Linked DNA regions of Mus musculus: regions 1, 2, 3, 4 and 5 are each linked to region 6. A link is a loop called in an ENCODE intact Hi-C map of the cell type or tissue named here. Cell type or tissue: heart. All regions are shown on one strand.

Evidence for each region. A loop is a pair of places that touch in the nucleus more often than their neighbours do. Peaks named below come from ENCODE experiments on the same cell type or tissue, not always from the same donor. Only the 100,000 strongest peaks of a DNase experiment are listed, where the experiment ranks them.
Region 1: a loop joins it to region 6, with 8 times the contacts of the local background. A loop is called at or near these places in 32 of 42 quality-filtered maps.
Region 2: it touches region 6 in a loop (2.8-fold over the local background); 6 of 42 quality-filtered maps call a loop at or near these places.
Region 3: a loop joins it to region 6, with 6 times the contacts of the local background. A loop is called at or near these places in 37 of 42 quality-filtered maps.
Region 4: a loop joins it to region 6, with 8 times the contacts of the local background. A loop is called at or near these places in 17 of 42 quality-filtered maps.
Region 5: a loop joins it to region 6, with 3 times the contacts of the local background. A loop is called at or near these places in 4 of 42 quality-filtered maps.

The regions. Positions count from the first base shown.
Region 1 is chr2:173,560,153-173,565,152 of GRCm38, forward strand. No RefSeq gene overlaps it. Among named protein-coding and RNA genes, the nearest start is that of Ankrd60, 16 kb to the right of the region's middle. In heart, CTCF peaks have their summits at 1,886 (motif pointing left) and 3,367; no DNase peak of the experiment used is centred here; H3K27ac peaks cover 196 bases; H3K27me3 peaks cover 667 bases.
Region 2 is chr2:173,460,360-173,465,359 of GRCm38, forward strand. No RefSeq gene overlaps it. Among named protein-coding and RNA genes, the nearest start is that of 1700021F07Rik, 60 kb to the right of the region's middle. In heart, no CTCF peak of the experiment used is centred here; no DNase peak of the experiment used is centred here.
Region 3 is chr2:173,181,750-173,186,749 of GRCm38, forward strand. No RefSeq gene overlaps it. Among named protein-coding and RNA genes, the nearest start is that of Pck1, 31 kb to the left of the region's middle. In heart, a CTCF peak has its summit at 2,572 (motif pointing left); DNase peaks (open chromatin) are centred at 2,432 and 4,782; H3K27me3 peaks cover 1,963 bases.
Region 4 is chr2:173,543,430-173,548,429 of GRCm38, forward strand. No RefSeq gene overlaps it. Among named protein-coding and RNA genes, the nearest start is that of 1700021F07Rik, 23 kb to the left of the region's middle. In heart, a CTCF peak has its summit at 3,105 (motif pointing left); a DNase peak (open chromatin) is centred at 3,082; H3K27me3 peaks cover 2,961 bases.
Region 5 is chr2:173,157,088-173,162,087 of GRCm38, forward strand. It overlaps Pck1 (phosphoenolpyruvate carboxykinase 1, cytosolic), which reads left to right. Exons shown (of 10, transcript NM_011044.3): 7 at 1-49; 8 at 142-273; 9 at 906-1,001; 10 at 1,105-2,187. The coding sequence ends at 1,559. Among named protein-coding and RNA genes, the nearest start is that of Pck1, 6.5 kb to the left of the region's middle. In heart, a CTCF peak has its summit at 2,408 (motif pointing right); a DNase peak (open chromatin) is centred at 2,366; H3K27ac peaks cover 811 bases.
Region 6 is chr2:173,105,505-173,110,504 of GRCm38, forward strand. The region is part of intron 4 of Gm40011; the gene reads left to right. Ctcfl (CCCTC-binding factor (zinc finger protein)-like) reads right to left here. Exons shown (of 11, transcript NM_001355185.1): 6 at 2,679-2,799; 7 at 2,205-2,354; 8 at 528-688. Among named protein-coding and RNA genes, the nearest start is that of Ctcfl, 12 kb to the right of the region's middle. In heart, a CTCF peak has its summit at 2,064 (motif pointing right); DNase peaks (open chromatin) are centred at 1,612, 2,077 and 4,137; H3K27ac peaks cover 523 bases; H3K27me3 peaks cover 277 bases.

The DNA.
Region 1 (5,000 bases), 450 kb after region 6:
TGTGGGTAACTAATATTCCCCTGTATGAACACCTCAAATTGGGTGGCTAGATTTTCTGATCATGTAGGCAAAGGTGCTACAAACATGACCGTATGTGCCTTTCTGTGTGGAATTATAGCTCAAGTTCTCTCTGGTATGTACCATGGAGTGGGCTTGAAGGGTCTCACAGTATTTCTGTGTCCGACATCCGAAGATGTCCCAAGCTCTTTTCCAAAGAATCTCATGGCTCATTCCAGCAGAGCCTGGCCAGACTCCCCCACCTGCCTGCCAATACCTGCTGCCATCTGTCCTTTGACCTGAACCCTCCTTGATACCACACTTTGGTGCCTTGCATCGGCTCGTCTCTCCTCTGGCTCACATATATCCTCCCCAAGCCTACGGAGGATGGGAGTGAATCATGGTGACTTCCCATCTGGGTCAGGGTTCAGATCCATGTGCCCATGTAAGTGGTATGTGGGACACTCCTGTAAACCCTGCTCTGGAGCGATAGAGACAGGAGGAGCCCTTGCTGGCCAGCCAGTGTAGCTGAATCAGCAAGCTTAGGCTTCCTTCGCTTAGAGATTCTCTTAACAATGTTGTGTTACATTATGCGTATAGGGGGCAGGTGCGGGTGCACACAGATGGAGCTGGTCAGAGGACAAGTTGAGGAAGTCAATTTTCCCTATGCGTCGCGTGCGTCCCAGGGATCAAACTCAGGTCATCATGCTTGGCAGCAAGCTCCTTTATCTGCTGAGCCACCTCAGCAGCCCAAAGGCGAGAAAAAGATAACTCATGTCCAGCATGGCCACCACACACACCTGCACGTGCACACTCAAGCATGAGCACACACAGAGAAGGCTATATGAAGGGTGGAGCAGGGGTCTGGCGAGGGCCAGGATGATCTAAAGAAGCCATCTGGCTGGCTTTGTCCCTGGAAGAGATGGCTGTGAGGTAAGGAAGGTGGTGACGGAGCCCCAGTGGGCCCCAGCGCAGGAACACTGAGGTAAAACACGCCTCTCTCGTTGCTGGATGGCAAGCAGAGAATCAGATACCTCCTTGACCCCACCGCCACACAGGGCACTTGTCTAACCTGCTGGCAGCTGACGCTCTTGGCCTCCAGGTGGACCTTCTTTTCGGTTCTTTTCCAAGAAGGACTCTGCCTGCAGGTGGGAACACACTCTACGGGCCATCTCAGAACCCCAGCCAGAACTTCATGGTGCCGAGCTGGATGCTGTTCTGAAATCTTTGCATGTGGTTCTGCGCGTGCGTGTCTTAGATCACAGCCAGCCCTTCCGTGTACACGCATGGTTTGCACTCAGCTGAGGAGCAAGGCTTGGCCCTGGAGGTGCCTTCCCCTCTCTTGTTGCATTACAATGCCCGTTACAGTTGAAAGGTCTTAGGCACCCCTCTGTTTGGAGGTCAAAATGTGGATTTACAAGCCAGGCATGGTGGCGCACACCTTTCAACCCAGCAATTGGGAGGAAGAAGCAGGTAGATCTCTATGAGTTCAAAGCCAGCCTCGGCTACATATTGAATTCCAGGGCAGCCAGAGCAACATAATAGTGAGACCCTTACATTTTTTTTTCTCTTTTAAAGCTAGCTACCTCTTACCCTTAACCCTGAGACCATGATTCCTAAGCCCCTGGAAGGCCATTAAACTGGAAGACATGAGTCCAGAAGGAGTCAAGTACCCTGGGCTACATGAGACACTATCTTAAGAAAATACAAATTTACATGTTTTAAAAACTATTTTTCACCTACGCAAAGATGAAAACAGTAGGTAATAATGGGGTGGGGAAACCTGAGGCACAAGGTTCTAATGCAGGGAGAAAGGGGGATTTGGCTGGCCTCCAGTCTCTGGCTTGGAATCCATCTGTGGTCTCCAGGCGACACCTGGTGGTAGCTCCATCTCCAGCCTGCAGTCGCAGTTCCCAATAGCACTGCCTAGCAGAAGCTAGCTCTGAGCTGGTCTGGGAGGGGCTCCTTTCAGAATCCAGGAGTTGGGGGCTTTTAAAAGTTCTGGAAGCTTTGGGGTCTGGTCCCTGTCACTGCACCTGTCTTAGGCATCTCAGTGGAGTTGTCTGGGGAGTCTGGGCACATGTCTGCTCACCCTTCAGTCCACACTGCATGATGGTGCTCGGCCCCACAGGCATGTCTAAGGAAACCTGACTGACCTGCTGTGGCATAATGCTTATGCCCCCTACCTCAATGCTCTGAGTGCATTCACTGTATACGGCATTCAAAAATACCTTGGAAGGGCTCATTGTCAAAATTCCCCAGCTTTGAAGAGCTATGATGGGACAGGTCTTTTTCCTTTCTTCTTCTTTGTGTGTGTGTGTGCAAGAATGTGTGTGGGTGTGCGTGCATTGTATGAGTATATTGTGTGACTATTTTGTGTGTATGTGAGCATATGCATTTGTGTGTGCTCATGTGCATGTGTGGGTATGTGTCTGTGTGCATTGTGTGTATATTTGTGCTTGTGTGCACTCCTATGCATGTATAAGTGTACATGCATGTGTGCACATATGTGTGTGTGCATGTGTATTCATATGTGCAAGTGTGTCCTTCTGTGTGCAAACATGTGTAAGGTGTATATGTATGCATGTGTACACACAGACACACACACACACATCTGTGGAGGGCAAATGTCCACAGCAGTGCCTCTCCTCAGGCTCCATCCTCCTTGTTACTTGAAGCAGGAGCTCTCACTAGCCTACTACAAGTAGGCTGGAATGGCTGGCCCACAGACCCCCAGGGGTCCAGTCTCCAATAGGCTGGAATGGCTGGCCAACAGACCCCGAGGGATTCAGTCTCCACCAATCTGGCTTTTTGCTTGGTTTCTGGGAATCAAACTTGATCCCCAATACAGTGTGGATGGACCCAGGGCCTCAGCCTCTTTAACATCATTCTTTATGCCTAAATCTACATGGACAAACATACACAGGGTGTCTCTTGACAGTTATAACTTGGGGATCAAGTAAATATTTCCAACCCTTAGGGCCACATCCCGGGCAGTCCCTTGGCTTGTACTTACAGTATACAAGACAAGATCAAGTCTTTTTTTAAAAACAAACAAGCAAACAAAAAACCCACCAGGGTCTCATGTAGCCCAAGATGACCTAGAGCTCACCGTGTAACTGAGGATGTCCTTGAACTTCGAATTCCAGCTGACATCCACACCCAGTTTTTGGAAGGCTGGGAATTGAACCTAGGGCCTCACAGGTATTACACAGTCAACTAAGCTACATCCCAAGACCCTCAAATGATTTTTTAAATAAAAACACGTGTGTGCGTGTGTCCCTGAACGTGTATGTGCATGCATGTATGCCTTTGTGTGTGTTTACGTACTGTCTGCATACATCTACGGAATATGCATGCAGTGACCACAGAGTCCAGAAGAGGGGGTCTGGAGCTGAAGTTACAGGTAGGTTTGAGCTGGAAAATGAATCCTGGCCTTCTATAAGGACTGCTAACACCCTTAATCACATCCCTCCAACCCTGTATGGTCTTTCAAAAGCTGCAAACTATGCCCCCCAACATACCCCGTGCTGGGCACAAGGGATACTCAAGGCCTTATCATCCAGGCCTGCGGTTTCAACATATATAAACATCTTATGCTCTGGGACTTCCACAAAGCTGGGGAGCTGGGTCTAGACTGGGATTTGGACAGGAAATGGTGAGTTATAACCTTGCAAGGATATGGAATTCTCTAAACATCCCTGTGACATTTCCCAGGCACACACACACATGCACTCTGGAGCCCCAGATGTTATTGGTATTTTTTAATTTTTTCCGTTTTAAATTTAGAACATATAGCAACCAAACAAGTCAAGGATGATGCTGTGGGAACACAGGACGTGATTTCCTGGGGCAGATGGGACACTGGGCTTTCTTGTTCCGTGGCCAGATGTGTACTCCTAGAGTGATGGAGGACAGACCCCTTTCCGGATGTCGTGAGGGCTATACACGTGTCCCCCTGGCCAATGTACATGTCCCCTGTGCCCGCTCTGCAGAAAGTTCCAGGACTCAGGCAGAAATGCCACCCTCGAGCCCCCCAAATTGAGCTCCACTCTTGAATTTTCAAGTGACGCATATAGCAGCATCCCTGACATTTCCGCAGAACACAAACCCCGGTGTTTTGCCAAATGTTAATGGGTTTCTGTGCCCTCCACTGGCTGCCTCTGTATTCAATGCGCAGTGCAGGGGCAGGGCCTGAAGACTGGAATTTTCCTCTGCCTGAGAGCCTGTTGTTCCTCTGCAGCGGCTCTGGCCTGGGGGCGCTCTATGAGTTGCTGAGAAAGCCTTCCACCACTTAATGTCCAGACCAGCAAGTTTACGGGAAATTATTAATCTCCCACTTTGGGAATTATTAGTTCTGGATGGAGACTCTTATTGTATAAGGTTTGCTGAGAATTTATGAGCCTCTCTGGAATCCGGGAGGGGATCGATTCTCAGAGAGTAAACATTTTAAGCAAATTAAGTGTTGGTGGTATAATAATACGAATAATGCCTGCCATTTTTCAAGTGTCTGCTTCGAGCCAGGCATTCCATCTCTCTGGTGGCAACAGGGGCAGGTTTTACTACCCCGAACGCGCCACATGAGGCAGCTGAGACCCCAAGAGCTGCCCCTGGTTGGTCTAATGCCACATATCTAGGGGCAGAGGGAGTCTCTAAAGCATGTGTAGCCGACCACAGAACTGCCCTCCTTCCTGCTCACCAAGGAGTTGCTGTGGTAGGCAATTCCCCTGGGCTGTTTCTTCTGCCAACAGGACTGGCTGTGCAGAAGGGCAAAACCTGCTGATGAGATGGGTAGAGGGGAGCCGAGGGTCTCAGGAGATGGCCATTGGTTCTGAGGTTGCACAGCTGATGGGGAGGACGGCTTGGGGCGGGGTGGGGGTGAGGGTCGGTTCCATCAGTAACGCTTGCTGTGCAAGCATGAGGACCTGAGTCTGAGCCCCAGAACCCACATAAAGAAACCCAGCGGGGCACCTGGAGACGCGGCTCAGTGGTTAAGTGCACTG
Region 2 (5,000 bases), 350 kb after region 6:
GCAATAAGGCAAGATAAAGAAATAAAAGGAACACGAATAGAAAGAAAACAAAACAAAACAAAAAGTAAAATCGCCTGGACCCACAGACGTCACAACCTTGTACCTAACAGGCCTCAAGGACTCCATCAGAAACCATTCAGCTCTCATGCATTCTTTCAACAAAGTAGCAGGGTACAAAATCAAGATACAAAAAGCCAGTAACTTCTCTGTATACCAACTGACCAAGAATGAAACAAGATTTTAAAAATATCACTCACAGAAGTCTAATAGAAATAAAACACCTAATGAAATTCCTCTGCAACAAAAACTTTCCGTCACTGAAGAAACAAATGGAGGAACATCCTACAGAGTGGAAAGATGTCACCTGTTCACGCAACCCTCACAGAAATGCCAGTGCTGTTCTTGACAGAAACAGAAAACAAAAATCCTAAAATTCACATGGAAGCACGAGACATCCAAACAGCGAAAAGGATCCTAAATAGAAAGGGCAAGGCCGTGGGTACCTCAGTGCCTGATTTCAAATTATACTACAAAGCCATAGTAACAAAAATTACAGCCCAACAAAGCATAGGCTAGGTAAGTAGACTAGAAGACCCAGGAAGGAAGCCATTCAGATACAGTCTCCTGGTTTTCAGTGGAGCTGTCAAAATATGCACTGGAGAGAAAGCAGCCTGTTCAAAATGCTGGGAACCTGGTGTGTCTGCAAAGGGGAGACCTGGAACCCTAAAACATGAGGAAAACACCTCACAATGCAGGGAAGGCAAGGGCTGTCCTTAAAAGACCCCAACAGCAAACATTAGCTAACAAAGTTTAGTTTAATTGCATCAAATTAAAAGATTTTGCACAGCAAAGGAAATAATTACCAGAGTGAAGAGCCATCTTAGTGGGTAGCACAAAGTCTTTGCCAGCCTTACATCTGATAGATAATTAGCATCCAGAATATTACCAGAGTGAAAGGCCATCTTAGTGGGTAGCACAAAGTCTTTGCCAGCTACACATCTGACAGATAATTAGCATCCAGAATATACAAGAAACTCAAAGCATTAAACAACCCCCCAAAATAACTTGGATCATCTAATAAACAAATGAGCCAATTAATTGAACATAATATTTCTCAAAGAAGGAGGAGGAGGAAGAGAAGGAGAAGGAAGAGCAAGCTGAGGAGGAGAGGCAGTGCAGAGCCAGTTGTGGTGGCACACACTTTTAATCCCAGATCTCAGTAGGCAGAGTTTAGTGGATCATTGTGTGAGTTCAAGGCCAGCTTGATCTATACATCAAGTTCTAGGACAGCCAGAGCTATGTAGAGAAACTCTGTCTCAAAAACAAAGAAGTGTACATTGTCAATGAGCATATGACAAGTATATCTAAGCCATCAAGGAAAGAGGAATTAGAACTATACTGAAATTCCATCCCATTCTAGTGAGAAAGGCTACCATCAAGAAAACTAACAGGAAATGCCCATGAGGATGTAGGCAGTAAAGAGCCAGCACGGATTAGCTTTAACTAATAACTCAACAAACGCTAGATTCCCGTAGGACAGAGTCTCAAATGAGTAGCTGTAGATCAGGCTGAACTGTGGATGTGTCTGTGGGGATTCTCTTGATTGTTAATGTGGGAATACCCAGCCTACTATGGGCGGCACTATTCTCTATGCAGGATACCCTGAACTGTATGAGTGGAGAAAACTTGGTAAGGCACAGCAAGCAAGCAAGAAAGGATCTGTCCATTTGTTTCTCTCTGCTCTGAACTGTGGATGTGAGGGAACTAGCTTGAGTTCCTGCCTTGACTTTACCTCAGCAATGAACAGAAACCTGGAATGGTGAGTCAATAAACCTTTCTCCCTGAAGCTGTTTTTGGTACCGGTATTTATCAGAAGACAACAACGAAAACAAAAAAGTAAAACAAGCAAACACTAGAACAAAGTCCTTCCACACTGTTGATGGGAATCTAAGCTAGTGCAGCTAATGTGAAACCAGCTTACAACTTTATCAAAAACTAAATAAGCCAATTGATGGTGGCTCGCCTTTAATCCCAGGATTCAAGAGGCAGAGACAGGTGGATCTCTGTGAGTCTGAGGCCAGCTCGGTCTACAGAGTGAGTTCCAGGACAGTCAGGGCCATACAAAGAACTCCTGTCTCAAAAAAACAAAACAAACAAACAAAAGCTAAACACCATATAATCCAGCTGTACTATTTGATCATATACCTAAAGGTCTCCCAGTCAACAGTCCACGGAGATGCCCACACAGCCATCTTTCCTGTGGTTCTTGTCATTTTAATCAAGGTACAGAGAGAAGTGGCCTGGATGCCCACCAACAAGAGAGTGGATAAAAGAGATGTAACATGTCCTTGAGGATTGTAATTCAGCTATCATGAAAAATGAAACTATGCAGAATAAAACTGAAGGTTGTTGAGTTGCATGAAATGAGATGATAGTCTCAGAAACACCAAGACAGCAAGTGTGAAATCTAGACTGAAAATACAGTAGAACAGAGGGTCAGCCATTGGGGGGAGGAAGGGGAGCAACAGGAAGTAGCAGGGAGAAGCGGGAAGTAGCAAGGAGCACCAGGAAGTAGTGGGGAGCACCAGGAAGTAGTGAGGAGCAGCAGGAAGTAGTGAGTAGCAAGACAAGGTGATCCGAGGTCAATGTGAACGAACAAAGCAGGTGATGTGCATGTGTGAGAATTGTGGAACCTGTTTCTGCTATCACTATGCCAGTTTCCAAAGCTGGTTTGGCACAGACAGTAAATAGCTAGGCACATCAGACATGGTAGAGTTCAGTCTTCAAAGCTGTGAGGGAAAAGCAGCTGAGATTTCAGATGTGGGGAACGAGGTGGCTGAGACTGTTCCGGCATTAACCAAAAGAAAGCCAGGCTCTAAGGCCTCCGTGGCCTGGACCTGCCACAGACTCCACATTCATCACCAAGACCGTTGGGGTGAGTTAGGAATGAAGCCCTCCCAGGACATATCAGAGAGTCTTCTGCTACCCCAAACATAGGGACCCCAAGGACAATCCAGGATGCTTTAGGTAGGCAAACCGGACAGGTATGGATTGTAGGTGATAGCCGGCAGCGCTCCCTTCTCCGGGAGGGGCAGTACGCGGGTCTCTAGAAGGCTTCTAAATGCGCAAAAATGGGATGGTGGATGGGAGATGGGGGGTGGGGTTGGGGATGGGAGATCGGGGAAGATGGCTGTGTCAGTAAAGTGGACAGTAATCATAAGCACCTGACTTCAATTCCCAGAAGGCACCTAGACAAGCCAAGTATTGAGTGATTGGGGTAGCTTGAATAGGTTTGACCGCCCATAGACTCACTCAAGGTTGAATGTTTGGCTCATAGGGAGTGGCACTACTAGGAGGTGTGGTCTTGTTAGAGGAAGTGTACTGTGAAGGTAGGGTTTTGAAGTTTTAAATGTTCAAGCTCCACCCAGTGTAGGGCACAGTCTTCTCCTGGCTGCAGAACTCTCAGCTCCTTCTCCAGCACCATGCCTGCCTGGATGCCACCATGTTCCTGCCATGATAATACTGGACTGAACCTCTGAGCCTGTAAGCCAGCCCCAAGCAAATGTTGTCCTTTATAAAAGTTGCATTGGTCATGGTGTCTGTTCATAGTAGTAAAACCCTAACTAAGACATTCGGGTTTCATTGCTATGAACAGACACCATAACCAAGGCAACTCTTATGAGGATAACATTTAATTGGGGTTGGCGTACAGGTTCAGAGGTTCAGTCCATTATCATCAAGGTGGGAACATGGCAGCATCTAGACGGCATGGTGCAGGGGGAGCTGAGGGTTCTACATGTTTATCTGAAGTCTGCTAGCAGAATACTGGCTTCCAGGCAGCTAGGAAGAGGGTCTTAAAGCCCACACTCACAGTGACACACCTACTCCAACACAGCCATACCTACTCCAACAGGGCCAAGCCTTCTAATAGTGCCAAACCTTCTAATATGACATCCAAGATGGAACATGCACCACCTGTTTAAAGGGGAAAAGACAAGGGTGACTTACTTAGTAATGTTACCTCAGTGTCCACTGGCCAGCACAGCCCTCTGGACACAACAGCCTAGTTCCCAAGCTTTGCCCAATGGACAGCGTTGTGTGCATGTCTGACATTTGTTTAACTGCCCATTATAGACAGGCATCTAGACTGATTCCCTACCTAGGTTCTTGTGAATCATGTCACAACCATGGCAGACATGTAGAGATCTCTGTGGCCCATTGGCTATTTTTATTGTCTCCTGTGTAAATAACCAGAAATGGCATAAGTGCCTTGGGTAGTCATTTATACTGATTTCCTTGCTGACAACACCTGCTTTGGCCACTTGGACTCGGGTGGCTCTGTTCCCATTCCCTCCTACTCTGAGAAAACACAAGGAAAGAACCCCTTTATCCAAAGCCAGCTTATACAGCATGGAGGGCTGCTCCCCTGACCACATGGCAGGTGCTCCCCATAAGACATGGGGGGGGGTGCTTCCCCATATCACAGAGGGGTATACCGTCCCAGGTCACATAGAGGGGTGCTTCTGAGCATGGTGCAGAGGAACATGGTCCTAAGAAGAACAGTGCTCCCAAGAAGTGCAGTGCTCCCAAGAAGTGCTCATCCAGTTATGAGTAGGACCCACCAGGAAGAAGACAGGACAGGCTCTCACCCAAGCAGGTGGCAGAGGACACCCCAGCCTGTTGCCAAGTGCTGGCTGTGGAGCGTTCTGTCTGAATCTCTGAATAACTTAATTGATGAATTTTCATCAAGCAGCATTCAGATGAAAGGGGTTTGTTGGAATGAATCAAATGTTCACCGGAGACGGTATGTACCCAGTGCCACTTGGAACAGAACCTGCCAGCCAGGCAGGAAATAGCAGGGGGCAGGTGTTGATCTGTGTTCCCATGGGACCTCACACAGACCTCCCTCAGAGCAGCTGTCACCCTGTGTGGCCTTCAGTGAGTGACAAGTTTGTTTTCACCAACATGTGACCTCAAGAAGCAGGGCCATGTCTCCCTGC
Region 3 (5,000 bases), 76 kb after region 6:
GAGCTTGAATATCAGCAGGGAGGATGGGAGTCAGGGGATGACACCCCATCCCACCCCATCTCTCCCTAGTCCCCACTCCACCCACCCCATCCCATCTCATCCCACCATATCCTACCCTACCCCATCCTACCTCATGTCCTTTCATTTCAGGTAAAAAACCTGGAGGGGTGGGAGGAATCTCAGTCCCCCGTGACCTCTGGTTTTAGCTACCAGGGCTGCCCTGAGCCAGAATGGGCCAGAAAAATTAACGATTATCCCAGTGGTTCTGAGAAGGCCACTGGCCACAACGCCAGCACTCCGAGGGAACTCGGGTCATTGTAGACACCAGCTCTGGCTCAAAGTCTGGGGTCCCAGTGAGGTGCTTGCCACTGAGAAAGTGAGTTTAGAGACTGAGTTGGCAGGGTGCTGTGTTCTTAATAGACACAACAATGGCCATGGGTCCTGGCTGGAATGTCCTCCCCAGGGATCGCAGTGGGTGCAGGGGATGCGAAGGAAGTGGGGAGACCCATCCCTGCTGGGACAAGAGTAAAACTGGACTTGCTTCCCCAAGAAGACAAAGACCCCGAGCTAAGGGAATGGACTTCGCTCTGGAGACTCACAGAGACAAAGGGACTGGCTAGGAGCAAAGTCTCACCTGGTCCTTCTACTGAGGCCCGAAACCAGGTGGATGGGAACCCCAATAGAGACGAAAGAACCAAGAGGGGGAGTTCAAAGGGGCTCCTGGCAAGCAGAAAGCACAGCAGAGCATGGCCAGCGAAGCCACTACTGCATGCTTCCCCGCTCCAAGGTGGGCAGACCCAGCAGACCCAGCTCAGCAATCTCTGCACACTAACTTCCTGCCCAGCAGATGATACCGTTCCACAACTCTCTGTTTGTCAGCACCAACATGAAGCCAGGCACACACAGAGAGAGGACGTTTGCTTAGGACGTTTACATGGCCCTAGCGGAGGACTTGGGTTTCCCAGGCAGCTCTGGTGCACGGTGGACCAGGGGCCCTTCGCTTACTCTTAAGTAACGGCCTCCCTATGAAGGTCAAGGCCAGAACAGCCCCTTCTTTGTCCCTCAACTCACCCCAGGCTCAGGTAGGTCAGATGGCGCCTGCAATTAGGAACTCTGGTGGTGTTGGGGGAGCCCAGGCCCCCTGCTGGGCAGGGCTATAGCGTGGGCTGGGACAGATGCTGATGTCCTGGAATCTGAGGACTGTGGTTCCTGCCTAGCCCAGAAGAATGCTGACAAAGGTGGAAAGCTACAGCTTCGGAATGGACCTGTGGGTGACCGTGTGGCAGGTCCCCATGCTGACCATGTGGCCGGTACCCATGGGCAGGTCCATGCTGACTCAGGGAAGAGCTAGGACATCTTAATGGACGAAGGACAATGGAGGCCTGGCCTCATGGTGGGAGGTTGAGGGCAGGAAGGAAGAGTACCCAGAGGAGAGGTCACTGCCCGAGTTGAGCCAAGATGTCACCTAGGACTTTCTGAAGGAAGGGCATGGATCCTGGAGAACAGGAGGAACATGTGGAAGAGAGAGAGGCCTGGGGTCAAGGTGTCCAGGTTTCCGGATCCACTGGATAGCAGGGTCACCGGTGAACTTCATTCTTTTAGTAACTCCCGAGCGACCACCGGCGGGGTGGCTGCTCTTGGCATTGGAACGCGCTAAACCAATAGATGGATGCTTACAGGACGGATGCATGGGAAGAGGGTTATTCAGGACCCACCAGCCAGCATAGCACATGGAGCCTGAGAGATGGGCCAGAGGAAACTGAGGAAAAAGAGCAGGCGACATTTCTGCAAAGAGCCTTGTGCAGGAGAGCTTGGGAGAGGCTGAGGGGCCTGGGTGTGGCTGGGGCTGAAGGTGGAAAGAAGCCAGGAGGAGGGCACAGGCCACTGGGGTCTGGTCAGCCAGAAACAGAGAGGGTATCATGAGAGAGTGAGGTCTCCGGCTGGTGAGATGGCTTAGCAGGTAAAGGTACCTCTTTGTCAGGCCTGACAACCAGAGGGCAGAGTGGTCACCCCTTTAATTCCAGCACTCAGGAGGCAGAGGAAGCTAGGATCTCTGAGTTCGAGGGCAGCTTGGTCTACAGAGTGAGTTCCAGGACAGCCAGGGCTACACAGAGAAAGCCTGTCTTGGGGGGTTGGGAGAGATGGACAACCTGAATAAACTAACTCCAAGTTGTTCTCTGGTCTCCAGATACTGTGGCATGTACACACACACACACACACACACACACACACACAGTGGGGTGGGTCTGGGCTGTAGAGTTGACCTAGAGTTTGAGGAAAGGAAGCACAGCAGGGTGCCAGCCCCATGGTGGTCTTGTGGCACAGACAGACCCCTGCTGGTAACCTCTGCAGGGGCAGGGACATGAGACAAAGCTCACTTCAAGGCTCACATCAGGCAGATCTCACAGCAGAGCAACTGCCCTTGCTCCACAGAGGGCTCTCAGAGGGACGTTGGGAACCCTCCTGGCCTGGCTCCTGGGCTAGTCCGGCCCTTTGCCCACCTGTTAGCCAAGTCCGAATTTTGAATCATCTGTTTAAAAATAGATCAAGGGTGCCACCTGGTGGCCGAAATCTCAGCCATGGACGCTCCGGACCAGACCTCTGTCCAGGTGTGTCAGTGTCCCAGGAGGGCGCAAAAGACATTCACGCACACTTCCCAGTTAGCACAGGTGATCCTCAGATGACACTGAAAGCCAAGGGACCCTAAGAAACCCAGGGGCTGGAGTTTCATGCCCAGTACCAGCCTTTCTTCCCACACTCTCCGATTTCCTTCCAGACTTTTCTCCACACACCCAGATACTTTCTAATGTAAAAAGTGATTCGCAGCCCACAGAGTCAGGAAACTGCTGGGCTCCCACGCACTTCAAGATGGGGTTTCTCCCTCTCTGTCAGCCGAGATTTCTCCTGGTGGGCTGAGAGTGCTTTCGAGATGCCACCAGACAGGGCGTGACCAGGAGCCAGGTGAGCTTCCCGACATCTTCTCCCCTTGTTCTCCCTCCACTGAGGAAGACTGGATGACCACAGACCTCACCAAGAGGACAGGGAGTGGGACAGGGGACAGATATCACACTACCGGGCTGCTTCTGTCCACAAAGGTGGCAACTCAGGACAGTCACTGTCCTTAGCTTGCCCCAGGGGCTCCCTAACTCGTGGTCCTGCCTGCTGGAGGTAGGCACGTAGTAGCCAGGACAGAGCAGATCCACCCATGGGGCACCTCAGCCCCAGGGTGGCGTCTGCTGTGCTTCCAATGGGCTGTGCTTCTCAGTGGAGGCTCCCTGGCCACCTGTCCTGTTCTCCCACTCAGAGGACTTCAGAGCACAGAGACCACATCCCCGTTGTTGTCTGGGAGACTGGAGCAACTTCACAGTCACCTGTCTGCTCTTGTCACTTGTGGACGAGGCGATATGGGACAGGAAGTGATTGTCTCATTGGATGGACCTACCCATCCAATGAGACTAACTGTAAAGGAGCTGCTGATACGGGGACCACGGCATCTCAACTGCTTACAGCCACTTCCGAGGACCCCCGGGGTTCATTTATGCTTTCCATTTTCCAGATGGGGAAACTGAGGCCTGGGGAGGGGAACAACAAATTGAGTTGCACGTTTGCTGAGTGTCCAAGGACCTTGTCAGTCACTTCCCACTTGGGAAAGCTCTGGTTGAGGGGCGGGGCTCTCTCTGGCCATGTGACTCATGGCTGGACGTGGCTAGGTCTGGTGTGTGACATGTGGTGTGTGACATGTTGTACTGGAGTAGTTCAGGGTGTCACAGCTCAGAGCACAAACTGACTGGAGGACATCAAGCACTCACCAGGGCCTCCTGAGTCCTGCTGGAGGGACCGTCCCACTCACACCAGGTGTGAGACGGTAAAGAGGGACGGCAGAGGAGGAAGGAGGCTCCCTGCTAGTCCTAGGTAAAGTTTAGTGATATGAGTGGTGACAGCAGATCATTCGAAGGATGAATATGGCCAGTCACCTGGCTAGACATTTTCTCACCTGGTCCTAAAAACAACCCCCAGAGGGAGGAAGGTGATGGCCCCATTTAACAGATTTGAAGACTGAGGCACAGAGACTAGGAGATAGGAAGGCCTAACCTCTGAAGCTGAGGTGTCCCGATATCTGTCCTCCGTGTACCTGGAATATTACTCATGCATATTTTCGGATAGCTTGAAGGATTGTGGGCTGGATGTGTGCCCTGGGACCCCACAGGCAAATCACCACTCTCGGTTGGGGTCCAAACTTCATCTTTGTCCCTCCCCCGCATCCCGGAGGTATTTCCACAGTACAAGGGGCTTTCTCCTACCCACAGGGGTCATGAATCCTTGCTCTTTGCAGGCTGTGTTACCTCTGGCCAGTAGTTCAACATCCCTGTGCTCTTGAGATAGACAGCTCTTCACACATAGGCACGGAGGGTGCACTGGTGCCTGTAGGAGTCGGATGGTGTCAGCAACTGCGGGATAAGCTGTGGGCTCCAGGAGGGAGCAAGCAGGTCTTGGGTGGGTGGGAGCTCTTCACAGACAAAGCACGTTGCGGGGTTGTCCCTGATAAGGGTGCAGGTCCTTGAACGTTGAGCGTTGGCGTCGGTTGGAGAGAGCCTGTGTAAGGAGGAACCTAGCTTGAAGTGTGTTTACAGTTTAGGGGTTGTGATGTAAAACTCCAGAAACTTAGCCACGCGGGCACAGCCCCGGGAGTCCTCCGCCCGGCCCACCCGAGACCCTCAAGTTCCCTGGCCAAGCTGACTGTGTGGTGCTCTGGCCAGACAGTACGTGACCAGCAGAGGGCGCTCGGCCCAAGGCTGTGAATCTGCAAGAGCCAGGACACCAGCGAGGTGGCCACTTCCCTGCCCAGCGCCTGAAGCCATCAAGAGTGGCCAGAGGAGTGGCACTGGAAACCGATTGTGTAGCAGGATAATTAGGGTCCCTCGGTGCCCTTGGTGTGTTCAGGTGCGGGAGAGCAGCTGAGACATCTCAGCTTTGGGGCTGGGGCTGGGGGAAGGATATAG
Region 4 (5,000 bases), 440 kb after region 6:
ACACACACACATACACACACTCACACAGGCCACTGGTTATCATCTCCACAAGTGAGTAGACATGCGAGCGTTTTCTGAGGACACACTTCCTCAGGGGGTGTCAGATCTCAGCTTGGATCCTGCTGCATCCACTTTCCACAGTCAGGGACAGCAGGGGCCTGACATTTTTCACAGAGGTAGCAACTCCATCTGATGTCTCTGAACTGCACCTCGACAAATAGCAGTCACTTCTGAATCTACTTCTCCGAAAGGTCACCAGCCAGACACCCACAGAAAAGCCAGCCGTCACTGTCACTGTCCCCGTTCCCCCTCTCCATGTCCTCCACATTGTGTCCCTCCTCCCTCAGTCTGCCTTGTAGAACTGCACAAAGGGAGAAAGGTACCAGAGAGGAAGCCCACCTGCCGGGCTTGTTACCTGCCTGGCTGCCAGCATTCCCTATTCTTCTGTTCACCAATAAGAGGCAGTCCCATCACGCACGCAGGGCCTGGCTCACATACACAGACTTGCTTCAAAGCTGTGAGGCCCATGTCTGCCCTGAACCTGAAGCCAAAACTCAACAACCACATGCTGTCCCCATGTCCTGCAGAGGGAGGCTCTTGAAGAAAGCACAGAAAACTCGGCCTCTCCCAAGTTCCCCCACGCACCCTCAGCCTGCAAGGGAGATCTCAGAACCACACTCACAAGCTCACCACCTTGGCCTGCTAAGCGCTGGCCTCTACTGTGATGGGGCTAGGGCCATCTCCACCTGCAAGGAAGGAGGAGGACTAGACCTCCAGTCTGCCAGGAAGGGAAAGGCCCTGGACACAGATGGGACAGTCAGCTCAAAGACCCCCAACGTATCTCCCTGTGCTACAAGAGGCGGGGCCCTGTCCATGAGTTCCAGTCCTTCAGCCGACTGACAGATCCTCAGTCCACAACTGAGAGCTCAGGTCATCCCACCCCCAGGAAGGACGCCTGTGTAAGGGAAGCCAGGCCTGTGCCCACCCATCCAATCACTCCTCCTAGTACTCTTGCCACTGTCCCAGAGCAAGATGAAAGCTAGCCACAAAGCTGCTGGCCTTGTGAAGACAAGACTCCAGCAGCCATGGACCCGAAGCTGCAAGAGAAGGGGCTGTGCTCTGGAAAAGAGCCTCTCGGGACCCCTGCTGAGGTCACTGTTGAGCTGAGAGTGTATGGGGGATCTCAGGGGATGGAGACAATGAGGAGCAGAGGGGAACTGGGGAGGTTGGAGGGTAGAGGACCCCTCAGGAAGAGAAGAGCTGGGGTAGTATGGTCACCAAGGTGCCCACAGCTCCCCATGGCTCCCACAGCACTCCAGTACCTCAAAGCCTGGGTCAGGCCCACCTACCCATGTGGAACATGGCAGGAGCCAACCACACTAACTGTAGGAGAGAGATGGTGGCTTGGCCTCTCTGAGCCCCAGTTTCCCCATCAGAGATGGCAGAGGAAAGAGAGACAAATCTAGCAGCCTGGCTCTCATCCCTCATGCCTTGAAGGACACTGTGCTCAAAGGTCCTGGTTTGTCAGTAATGACTGTCCTCAGCTAGAAACCGGTGAGAGTAACAAGGAACCGTAAGGGACAGAATCCTGAAGGGTGTCAAGAGTTGGCTCTGGATGAATTCTGAATCTAGAGTCTTTTGTGCTCTATGACCTTGGATGGTTTATCTCAGGGTCTCAATTTTTCTGAGAAAATGCAAATAACAATGAGTCTCTCTCTGTGTCTGTCTGTCTGTCTGTCTGTCTGTCTCTCTCTCTCTCTCTCTCCCTCTCTCTCTCTCTCTCTCTCTCCCTGTCTCTCTCTCTGACTGCAAGGATCTAGTAAAGTAAGCAGGACTCCCGGCTTGTGGTCAGTCCCTGCAACAAATGCTTTGGGCTCACCCAGTTCCTTCAGTATGGATGGGGCAGACCCCAGATGCCAAGCTCAGTCAACTGCAGGTCTTCACAGAACCTTCTTGTAGCCTCCTGCTGAGAATCACTGATTTGGGGTTCATTTATGTCTAAATGGGTTTCTGCCTGAACATCTTACCTTTTTGTGATTTTCCTTTCAAATTATCGAAGGATGTGCTCTTGGCTTTTGAAAACAGAAAATGAATAAAATGTCAACGGCACAAAATAAAGAATGAAAATCAAGTCCTTCCCCGGCATCGGGATGCCGAAGTGGGAGCCGCTCTTTCAGGACAAGATGCCCTGACTCCCCAAACACTCATCACCCACGCTATATCCAGTCTACTTTAAATGATCACCTGAGAGGAATTCAGTCTTGTTTATCACTCGCACCCCTGTCCCTGCTCCCCTATCGCTCACTCTGGGCTCCCAGCCCAGCAGCCCTGCGTCCAGCAGCCCTGCGTCCCCACTGGCTTGCAGTTAGACAGGACCCTGGAGAGGTGAACCCCCAAAACCTTTCCACAGCTCCTGGCCCATAGTTGGCACCCCACAAACACTGTGACAGCTGGGTGCCTTCCCTGCATGTCCCGTGGGAGGCAAAGATGTCACTCAGTGGGGAAATGTGTTATCGAGGAAGACCCAGGAGTCTGAGGCTGGCCAAGACCACAGCACTGTGCTCCATCATGACCCCAGAAGGGGCAGGGGGCATCCAGGGGTGATGTCACCCGCCACCTGCCACCCGCTTGCTATGTGGCGGGAACGCTGTGTCAAGGCTTGGCCAAAATATGGTACTCATGCTCTCGGCCTTCCGGGGCAGCTCATCCCTACTGACAGACAAGGTGGAGCAGAGAAGCAGGGCACACCTTGCAGGGTGTGGCAGAGACCAGCCCACCCCAACCTGCATTCACAAGGAAGAGTCTGTCCAGGCCAGAATGACTGTGGTGAGACGGGTGTGACATTCACATTCAATCTTGCACAGTATTCATTGTTTGTTTTCAATTCAAATGCAATAAAACCACGCAGTTCACCATGGCCATAACTTGGAGTCCCCCACCCCCTCAGCGCCTCACCCCACCCCACCACCACCCCAGAGCAGGGGTTTCCAGCAGCCTTCTGCCTCCCTCTCTTGTCTGGGCACCTTTGTAGAAACGAAATGCCCCTGGCCCAGGCGGGACTTGAGGTGCCATGCTGCCCCCTGCTGGACCCTTGCAACAATGCACGAGCCAGAGGCCCGCTGCGGAGAGCCTCAGCCTGTTTGCTCAGCAGGTGCTGAGCCCTCACTCACAGGAAGAGCACTGACCCTGGAATGCTTGCGCCACCCTTCTGGGAAAACTGTCACCTGGTTTGCCATCTACCTCCAAACATGGGATAAAAATGGGTAGAAAATTAAAGCAGATGCACTAAAAATCAGCACTCTACAAATAACTTCTTTTAAAACCTAAAGTCAATACAAACGTCTCATGTTGTATAAAATATTGAAGTCTTCAGTAAATAAGGGATCCTCTCACTGATTTTATTCTGTTGCCTCTAGCTCCAATATTGTTGAGCATAACACTGTAATTCATCTGTCTTTATTTAAAGCCCTGGTATTTTGTTTGCATAGATTTTTTGGCATTAATTTTGATTTTTTTAAAATTGCATTAAAATGTCATTTATCTTGATTACAGGTGTGGTTTGGGTTGTTGGTTATTAGTTTATTTTAGTTCAGCATGTCCTTATATTTTGAGCCCAAGGCATGATGTCTTCTTCTTTGTAATAGCTTTGGCTCTGCCCTGGCCCATCTCTCCCCTCCTCTCCCCATTACCCTGTGGACTCCCATAGGCTCAGGCATCTAAATTCCTCATGCTCCTGGCCAGGAGACAAAGCCCTCTTCCCCACCCTCAGCAGCCTCTAGAAAATGGAACAACCAGGGAATGGGCCGTTGCTAAGTTCCTTCCCAAGGGGACACATAAGCAATTCCTCCTTCCTAAGGCCCCAGTGATAAATGGAGACACCATTCCACTAAAATTCACTCTGGGGGGGGGGGGCTGATAAGTTTATTGGACTTTCTCAGAGCATAGAATGAAGAGTTACCTACAAAAGTGTGGAAGATCCCCCCAGTAAAAGGCTGCACTAGAAAATCTCCACCCAGCAGGGATGACAACTGTCCCATAACTACACACATGGAGTCGCTCTCCTATTCTACTTGGCCTGTACGTTCTGTGCCCTCCCCAATGCCTCATGCGGTTAGGACAAAGTTGGATACTGTAGGTGGTGTGGAGCAAGTGGCTGCAGACTCTGGTCTCCCTGTCCCGCTATGGGAGGATGGCGTAGTCATCCAACAGGCCCAGCTGAGGTGACCTTTGGCAAGCAAACTCTCCAAGATGGCCGTTGTTTGGGTCAGAGGAGTCTTGTACAACAGAGGATGTCCTCCGGAGCCTCTAGAAAAGAGCACAGGGTTGCCACGACCGATTCTGGTGGAGCTGCCAGGTGCCCTCCTCTAAAGCTATGAGGTCATATATCCTATCTAAGTCTCTGAGCCGATGACATAGTTACAACATCATAGAGACCCAATACAGTGACTTCCAAAGTCAGTAAGGTACGTGGAGGCCCCTGAGGTGGCTCCAAGCAACTGCCACATGCCTGGTTGCCACATGCCTGGAAGGGGTGGGTGCCCCACAGTTATGTGACAAGCATTACAAATTGAGGCTTAAGGCAGCAACACTTGACTCTCATGGCCTGGGGGCACAAGCCTGAAGCAGGTGTCTTAGTTAGGGTTTTACCCAGGTAACTCTTATAAAGGCAAACATCTCATTGCGGCTGGTTTGCAGGTTCAGAGGTTCAGTCTATTATCATCATGGCGGGAAGCATGGCACTGTGCAGGCAGACATCACGCTGGAGGAGCTGAGGCTTCTACATCCTGACCTGAAGGCAGCAGAAGAGGACTGTCTTCCTCAAGCAGCCAGGAGGAAGCCTTCTTCCACATTTGGCAGAGCTTGAGCACAGGAGACCTCAAAGCTCACCTACACAGTGATGCACTTCCTCCAACAAGGCTACCCCTACTCCAATAAGGCCACACCTCCTAATGATGCCAAGCACTGAAATACATGAATCTATGGGGACCAAACCTGCTCAA
Region 5 (5,000 bases), 52 kb after region 6:
GGAGTCACCATCACCTCCTGGAAGAACAAGGAGTGGAGACCGCAGGACGGTGAGTCCCTCGAGAGGCTGTGTGCTCTGGCTTCTGGGTGCCACCTATCTGGGCCATGCTAAGGGGTATCTCTCTCGTTCTCTCTCTTGCAGCGGAACCATGTGCCCATCCCAACTCGAGATTCTGCACCCCTGCCAGCCAGTGCCCCATTATTGACCCTGCCTGGGAATCTCCAGAAGGAGTACCCATTGAGGGTATCATCTTTGGTGGCCGTAGACCTGAAGGTGAGGCATCTTCTATTCAGGCTGGGAACCTGGGGTGTGGCGATGCAAAGAAATCCAGGAAATATTTTTCCAAGCTGGTTCCAAAGATCTCCCTCCTATATCCAGACTAACTGGGCAGTTTTAAACATAGGGCCAGCCTTCTGATCACCAATGGCTTCTCTGGGTCTGTGATCTGAGGTAGCTCAGGTTGTTCTGCTCCACTGAGTGATCTCTCTGCTGTGACTGCCCTTAGCGGTTTCCTGTTCATTGTCTCTCTAGGTGAAAGGTTAACTCAACAGAAAACTCGGCTTGTCAGACCTAGAGTGGCTCACAGCTGTAATCCTAGCACTTGGGTGGCTGGGGCAGGGGGATTGCTTTGAGTTCAGGGTTGGCCTGGTCTACAGAGTAAGCTCCAGGCTATCTTGGGCTACCGAGTGAAACTTTCTCATCAAAACAAAACAAGAAAGGAAGGAAGGAAGGAAGGAAGGAAGGAAGGAAGGAAGGGAAGAAGGAAGGAGGAAGGAAGGAAGGAAGGAAGGAAGGAAGGAAGGAAGGAAGGAAGGAAGGAGGGAAGGAAAGATACAGCATGGTTGAACAGTGACATAGAACTAAGATGTCCTAAGTCTTTAATGATCTTTGTCTCCCTGCTCAAGGTGTCCCCCTTGTCTATGAAGCCCTCAGCTGGCAGCATGGGGTGTTTGTAGGAGCAGCCATGAGATCTGAGGCCACAGCTGCTGCAGAACACAAGGGTGAGTCACAGTCTACAACCCAAACCCTCTTCTTGGTGTCTGTCAGGGAGGGAGAAATCTGGCCTGATTGGGTCAGAGGTAAATGGTGGTCTCTCTGTGGCAGGCAAGATCATCATGCACGACCCCTTTGCCATGCGACCCTTCTTCGGCTACAACTTCGGCAAATACCTGGCCCACTGGCTGAGCATGGCCCACCGCCCAGCAGCCAAGTTGCCCAAGATCTTCCATGTCAACTGGTTCCGGAAGGACAAAGATGGCAAGTTCCTCTGGCCAGGCTTTGGCGAGAACTCCCGGGTGCTGGAGTGGATGTTCGGGCGGATTGAAGGGGAAGACAGCGCCAAGCTCACGCCCATCGGCTACATCCCTAAGGAAAACGCCTTGAACCTGAAAGGCCTGGGGGGCGTCAACGTGGAGGAGCTGTTTGGGATCTCTAAGGAGTTCTGGGAGAAGGAGGTGGAGGAGATCGACAGGTATCTGGAGGACCAGGTCAACACCGACCTCCCTTACGAAATTGAGAGGGAGCTCCGAGCCCTGAAACAGAGAATCAGCCAGATGTAAATCCCAATGGGGGCGTCTCGAGAGTCACCCCTTCCCACTCACAGCATGCGCTGAGATCTAGGAGAAAGCCAGCCTGCTCCAGCTTTGAGATAGCGGCACAATGCTGAGTAGATCAGAAAAGCACCTTTTAATAGTCAGTTGAGTAGCACAGAGAACAGGCTAGGGGCAAATAAGATTGGGAGGGGAAATCACCGCATAGTCTCTGAAGTTTGCATTTGACACCAATGGGGGTTTTGGTTCCACTTCAAGGTCACTCAGGAATCCAGTTCTTCACGTTAGCTGTAGCAGTTAGCTAAAATGCACAGAAAACATACTTGAGCTGTATATATGTGTGTGAACGTGTCTCTGTGTGAGCATGTGTGTGTGTGTGTGTGTGTGTGTGTGTGTGTGTGTGTGTGTACATGCCTGTCTGTCCCATTGTCCACAGTATATTTAAAACCTTTGGGGAAAAATCTTGGGCAAATTTGTAGCTGTAACTAGAGAGTCATGTTGCTTTGTTGCTAGTATGTATGTTTAAATTATTTTTATACACCGCCCTTCCTTACCTTTCTTTACATAATTGAAATTGGTATCCGGACCACTTCTTGGGAAAAAAATTACAAAATAAACTTTTATAGAAAAAGTAGATTTCATTGCCTCTTTTTGGTTTTTATTAGAAAGGGAGAACACACTGATTAAACACCCTGGGGCTCTAATCTTGCTCCCCCGGGAGCCTGGGGGATTCACAGCTGAAAGGAGGGGACTTGTCAGGGGCCAGATGTATGAGGGACGGGATGTGTGAGGGACCGGAAGGAGGGGAGAAAGCAGAGCACCGGCTTCCCATGTTATAAAACATTGTTACCACTAGTTGGCGCTCTTTGGCAGCGTTTCGGGACAGGTCTGTGCGTTTGCACAGCTGGATCTAGAGGGTTTAAGGTGAATTTTAAAGAGAGTTTGAGCCTCAGGGCTCAGCCATCTCCAAAAGTGCAGTGTGAACAAGCACAGGCCTTTAAGCCCTTTTATGAGCAACACTTTTCTCCGTTTCCACGGGCCTAGAGAGTGTGGAAAAGACAGAAGGAAGAGCGTTAATTGTCTTTTCGTGTGTGCTCAACAGAGCGGCTGCGCCACAGGCTGCCTGGGAAGGGAGATTGCAGGGGTAGGCCCAAGGTCAACCTCCAGCCCTTCCTGAATCTCTTCTGCTCCCTGCGTTTATTGGTTGTTCCAGAAGAGTCTAAACAAACCATAAACTTTATATAGTGTATTATAGGGTGCGTCGGCTCCCCCTGAGTGTGTTGTTCTTTGGAAGAGCTGGCTCAGATCCCGCCACCCTCCTCCAGCACGCCCCAGCTGCTGGCTCATTCCCACAGTTATTTAGACACCTCCGGCCACTCCCTTCGAGAGTCACCTCCACGGGTCCACAATGCTCCAGGGCCCTCCCCAGACCCACAGTGCAACAGGGCTCCAGGAGCATCCACCCGGGTTGGGACTCAGGAGCCTTCCCTTCCCCTTTAAGTGAAGCAGGATCGGATCCTTGAACCAGAGCCTTGGACTACTCATGGGCTTCTCAGGGGAGCTAAGCAGCTCGGGCCTGGCTGGCTCCCTTGCTCTGTGTCCCTGCCAGGAATACTGGACCCCAGGAAGAGGAGCTTATTCTGTGCAGATGTTGCACTAATGGCTCCAGGTGGGCTCACCTGTGGGGAAGAGCTGATCTCCGGTTCCACCGTCCTCCCTCTTTCCTAGCTGACAGGCTCTGACACGTGACAGCAGGGTCTTCCTGTACCTCACCTATGTTCCCCAGGCAGTACTAGCTCGGTAAGGTATGGGGATGAACGGGATGGCCCAGCTCAGCACAGGCCTTGGGGTGTGTGACACAGAGTACAGCTGCATGTCAACAAATCGAGACTGCCTCTTTCCTCAGTGTGCCCTTCGGTGATCGACTGCATGGAACTCCGAGCCTCAACTTCCTTGGCTGTAAAATGGGTAGATTTGCATTCTCTTGAGGATGTCTGAAGGAGTGTGACACAGAAAGGGAGTCTAAGAGGACAGTAATTTCTTCTGCTTTACTTTAGACCTTCGGTGTGGCTGAGTGGAACCATATCGCGGTGGGGCCCTGTCCTTCCCCTCCCTGACTCAGATGAGCAACTGTGGCTCTGGGTGGCACTTGGTGTTCATTGTGGCCCCCATCCCCATCCTCCCTTCTCAGAGATGTCAGGGTGAGGGGTGCGAGAAGGAAGGAAGGCAATCGGGACCATGAACAGCATTTCTTTCTATGCCCGAAGGTCACAGTTACCCCCTTTCCCAAGCCAGGAACAAAAGGGTTTGAGCCCGAGTGCAGCAAATCTGCCTTTCTGGGGTGGGCACTGAGCTAGGGTTGTTGTTTGTAGCTCTTATGTAGCTCTAACATGCAGGAGGCCCTGGGCTCAATCCACAGTACCACAAAAAGAGAAGGGAAAGAGAGAGAGGAGGGAGGGCGGGAGGGAGGGAGGGAGGGAGGAAGGAAGGAAGGAAGGAAGGAAGGAAGGAAGGAAGGGAGGGAGGGAGGAAGGAAGGAAGGAAGGAAGGGAAAAAAAAAGTAAAAATTGCTTTCCAAGAAAAAGAATTCACATCTATCCCAAGAAGAGTATTCAGACCCTGAAGGCCAAGTTGCTGACTACCACGGCCAAGGCCTAGGAACCATCAGGAAAAGCCCCACCATAAGAAGTAGTGAAAGAAAATGTATTTCTTCCACGCTAGGCTACTGGGTCATGTTAGAACAGAAGAAGTGATCTACCTAGGCAGCGCCTGCCCCAGATTTCCCCTCCCATCTGCGAGTCCTGGTCTCTGGCCTCATGTCTCAGGGTTACCAGTTCTGCTAGCAGATGATGTGTGTACACTTCCTGTCATCCTCACCCCAACCTGCTATTCCACAGAAGCCCCCAGCTGCAAGCTGGTATTTATATCAAGTCTAGAGACCCCTACCCCCACCTCTGATGAAACACTGAGTCTGAGCCTGTCCGTAGGTGTAAAGTTCCTGACGTGGGGACAAACTGTGCCTTGAGGTGGAGCACCTGTTGGCTGAGGTATTTCAGAACCGTGCCCTTCTCTCCCACCCTGAACTTTTGCCTGAAGTTTTCCTGGCTAGCTCTCACAGGAAGCTCAGCAGAGTGAAAGGGGTCTCCAGGAGAGGCTCAGGATGCAGGCCAAGCACACTTCAGGAGCCCTGTATCCATGACAGGAGGGCATCTGGGCAGGATCAGTGTGGGGTTAATTATCTCAGAACCATGTCCTCGAGTCACGTTCTCTTAGCCATCTGGGTCTCCTCAGCATGGGCACAAAAGCTTAGAGGTGTCTGAAATGCATGGAGTGGGGACTTGGGGGCTGCCACAGAGGAGCAGCAAATGTCATTAGTCCACACTCCTCCCTGAGAGTTCTTCCCCTGCACCCCAGGTCCCGTGGTCCAGCAAGGCTGTGAGCCCCTTGGTA
Region 6 (5,000 bases):
CCTTCCATTCTTTTTTGTTGTTGTTGTTTGTTTTGTTTTTTGTTTTTCAAGACAGGGTTTCTCTGTATAGCCCTGGCTGTCCTGGAACTCACTTTGTAGACCAGGCTGGCCTAGAACTCAGAAATCTGCCTGCCTCTGCCTCCCAACTGCTGGGATTAAAGGCGTGTGCCACCACTGCCGGGCCCTTCCTTCCATTCTTTTAAAAATTCATTTACTTATATTTTACTTTAATACGTATGAGCGTTTTGCTTGCTTGCACATACATGCACCACGTGTGTACCACGCGTGTACCACGTGTGTGGTGCCCAAGGAAGTCAGATCCCCTGGAACTAGAGTTACTGCGCATTATGGGGAGTTATAAACCACCATGTGGGTTTGCAGGATCAACAACTGCTCTTAAGAGCGGAAGCATCTCTGCAGCCCTGGCCTCTTCCTTAAGGACGACTGCTTCCCGGATCTCCCACCCACTCACACACCTGCCTCACACAGCTCGCCTGCGTGCATGAGCAGTCACGGCGACACAGTACCTGCTTGCACGCGTAATCGCACTGCTTGCACTTGAACTTCTTCTCGTTCTTGTGGGTCCTCTGGTGCTGAATGAGGGCATAGCGCTCATGGAAGCCAGCGGGACAGTATCGGCACTTCATCTCCTCCGGGCTCTGGCTGTGCAGGTTACGCAGATGGACACCTGTGGCATGAATGTCCCCGTGAGCACCACTGCCAGGAAGGAGCTAAGCAGAGGGCTCAGTCTAAGATCTGTTCAAAGCTACAGAAGGTCAGCCATGAGTGTTGAGAACAGTAGCACCTTGTAGGGGGTTCGAAGCAGGGCTGGGGGGGGGTCTTCTGTAACAACCATGACTGTTGTCCTGCTAGGAGTCTAACCCCCCTCGTCCCATGACCTGAGCAATGTTAAGTTCCCTATAGGAAGCTCTTTATGCGGCTAACCCTCAGGCCTGGTGCGCACGTGGCACTGTATGATGCTGATCAAAGGACATCGGTATCCCGGAGGAGCAGCCTGTACCCCATATTAGACTCAGAGATGGCAGACCACCTTATTCTTAGGAGAGCCAGGATCTCCACAGCACCCCTGCAAGGGCTGCAGAGGTTGCCTCTGGCCTGTGACAGACTGGCTGTTCTTGGCTACTGGCTAGCTATCCTTTGGTCCTAGCAGACCGCAGTGGGCAGCGCTTCGTGGTACTTCAGGAACCACAGAAGCATGACAGAATATTTCAGCTGCTAGGTGAGATTGGGCAAATACCTTTACCCCCGCAGGAATATTTTTTAAAATCTCTGGAGTTTTCCAAGGCAACTGGTTGGACTTTTATTTTTGCAGACACTTTTACTGTCTCTCTTGTAACATAATTTTGGAGAGAGAGAGGGGGGAGGGAGGAAGAGAGGGAAGGAGGGAAGAGGGAGGGGGAAGGGAGGGAGGAGGAAGTAAGGGAGGGAGGAGGGAGGAGTAGGGAGGTCACAGAGATCTAAGGGCTCCCTCTGCCAACTCTCTGCCCTTGATAGCTCCTTGCCCTAAATAAATTCAGCCCTCTGTAACTCCCTGCCCTCCACACTCCCTGTCCACACCATCTCCCTCCTTCTATGCCAGAGGCTGCCCTCCCCCCTCTGCAGGCTCCCAAGTCCAAGCACAGAGTCGCTCCTGCAGGTCTCTTCCAGAAAGTTCTGTGTCACAAGGGCCCCCCACAGGAGAAGGCAGACTTTGTATCTTGCTGAAGGCTGCCTCTTACTGAAGCAAGTTTCTCAGGGAGAACCCTGTCTCAGTTTCTCCTCTCTACCCTCAGCTCCCAGCAGGGTGTGCAAAGGGCAGGCTGAGGAAGGGACAGGGACAGGGACAGAGTTGAACTTCGGACGCAGTTGCACAGTTGCCTTGTGACACTCAGATCATCAGGACCGCTGTCCCTAGCAGAAAAAGTCTCCATGTCTCCCAAGCCTCAGTGTCCTTACCTGTAAGAGCAAGTTCAACGTGAGATAAAACAACACCCGCGGATTAGATCAAACCTTCTGTGGACCTGCAGGACTAGGCTGGCCAGCTTCTGAACCGCACTTACTAAGATTAGCCACCAGAGGGTGCTACAGGACCTCTGTAAAAACATCTCTAGAAAAGTTTCCCAGGCCAGGTAATGGCTTCAGGAGTCTGAAGGCTGGCTCTGCAGATTTTCAAACTGAGGGGACAGGTGAGAGGGGACACTCACGCAGGTCGCTCTTCCTCGCGATGATGGTGGCACAGTGGGGACACTCGTATTTGGGCACATTCTCTCCGTGCTTCTGTGCTATATGGATTTTCATGGTCCCGCTCTGGGTGAACCGGACGTGACAGGTGGGACATTCATACGGCTTCTCACCTGTCACACAAACAGCAAGCAATTGACTCTCTGGAGTACGGCTTCCCCGGCTTCCCCGTGAGCCCCGGCCAGTCCCAGGGATGCTGTGTTGGGGCTTCTTTCCCAAGCAATGCGTTTTTGTAGGCTAAAGCTTTAGCCTCAAAGGCAGGAACAGGAAGGCAAGCCAACCAGACAGCAGCATCGCAGGGCCCCAGCTACGGAATTCCCTGACACAGGCGGCCCCTCACCAGCCCTGAGTGGGAGCCTGAGGGTGTACGTGGAGAGGAGACCGTTCGTGCACGGTCTTCAAATGATAAAGCAACTGAGCGGGTGCATGGCCCTCACCTGAGTGTGTCCTCATGTGGCGCTTCAGCTTGTAGGAGTCCCTGCTGGCGTAAGCACACTGGCAACACTGGAAGGGACGCTCACCCGTGTGTGAGCGGATGTGACGCTTCATCTTGCTTGCCTAGGACATGTGGAAGAGGGTCATCGTGATGGGTGGTCAGGGCTCCAGCTAACCAGCTCCATATGAGAGACGAGACGTTTGCATGGCGGCTCATGCCTGCAACCACGGCACTCAGGAAGCTGAGGCAGGAGGATTGCTATAGTCTAGGCTCCATCTGAGGTTATACCAGGAGACCTTGTCTCAGACACCGTTCCCCTCTCCACCGCCCCCCAAAATTCCCAGAAAAAAAAACCTATATACGATAGCACAGGCCTGCAATTTCAAACTTTGGGGGAGTTAAGGCAGGAGAATTGCTGCAAGTCTGAGAATACCCTGGGCCATACAGTGATCCCAAGGCTAGCCTGGACTGCAGAGACCATATCTCAAAACAGGAAAAGGAAAAACTTAAGTTAACCAGACCTTAGTATCAGGGTGTCCCATAAAACAGAACTGCCCAATCTGCTGGTGATAAACTTTGTCACTAGCTGTGTGCACAAGGTCCTTTGGGGTTAATGAGCAATGGTTGAAAGACTTTCATGCTAAATATCACTTCTACAAACGGAAGCAGAGCTCTCTGCTCAGTCAGTGCTCTGTGTGTTTCTATCTTTATTTCCAAGGCCTGGTCCGCTCACAGCAGTAAAGTTTAAACCACTTGTAAACACGCAATCCGGAAAAGCCTTCTGAAGTGGAAACCTGAACCATTAGCTAATGGAGAGTCACCTGTGAAGCAACCCCCAGAGTTCAGAGTCCTCACCAGTCCTCTGCTAACTGGGTTCAAGACAGACGAACCCCTTGCCATGAAGTGTGGTTCTGTGGGCTACTGGCTTCCTTTAATATATATATATGATTTATTTAATTTATATGAGCACACTGTAGCTGTCTTCAGACATGCCAGAAGAGGGCATCAGATCCCTTTACAGATGGTTGTGAGCCACCATGTGGTTGCTGGAAATTGAACTCAGGACCTCTGGAAAGTCAGCCAGTGCTTTTAACCACTAAGCCGTCTCTTCTGAGACAGGGACTCACTTTGTAGCTGAGGCTGGCCTCAGACGCGCAGTGAGCAATCCTGCTGCCTTAATCCCCTGAATGGTGGTCCTGCTCTTCTCACTGGGGAGATGGAGGCAACGGGAGCTGTGAATCTGAGGTCAGCCTGGTCTGCATAGTGAACTCCAGGCCAGCCAAGGTTACAATGTGAGTGCTGGACTAGCCAGGGCTACATCGTGAGATGCTGCCTCAAACACAAGAGTGACAAAGAGGGAAGCGGCAGAGAGTGAGCTCTCTTAGGCTCTGGAGGCCATTAAGTAGAAATCATGGGGGACCTCTCATCCACCCCTGACAGCAGGCTTCTCTGATGCCACACCCTCACCGCAAACCCTTCCTGGTGTCTCCTGGGGAACAGGGCCATCAGCTACATTGGGCCAGAGGCTTGGGAAGCAACGCCAACCCCGCTTACGCTCAAGAAGACGGCGTGGAGCTGCTTCTCTGGAGTGCAGGAGGACACCCAGGCCAGAAGAAGGTCCCCAGTGAAACAGAAGCTTCCAGATGAACAACTCAGTTTGGATTTTTTATTTTAAAGGAGAAATAGAGAAGCCAGGCTGTTGTGGTGCCCATCTTTAATCCCAGCACTCGGGCAGGTGAATCTCTGTGAGTTCGAGGCCAGCCTGATCTACAAAGTGACTTCTAGGACAGCCAGGGCCACACAGAGAAACCCTGTCTCACAACAACAGCAGCAACAACAACAAAACAAAAACAAAACCCCAAAGCAAAACCAAAACCAAGAAAACAAACAAACAAAAACCCCCAAAACAACCAACTAAACAACCAAAACCCAAAAGAACAAGTAGGAGGAGAAATAGTAATAATATGAGGATTGCAGGAAGGAAAGAAAAAGAATTTTTAACACGTTGTACAGGAGGGTTCGGGGTTCAGTGAGGCACAAAGTAGGAGGTCAGAGTGGCAACACAGGGCATCCCTGCTGGCTTCTTGAGGTTAGCAAATGCCCTACCACTGAGCTACACCTCCAGCCCTCTTTCTCCTTTTTATTTTGAGACCATGGGTTTAAGCTCACGATGGAGTCCAGGCAGGCCTCTAACCTGCCCCCAACTGGGGCTCAAGAGAGTGCAGAAGCACAAGAAACTGTTGTGTCTAATCCACTTTCTTGCTCCTGAGTCAAGGGTAAGGCGGGAAGGGTGCAGCTCGTCACCCTATTTTGATGTTAGCCA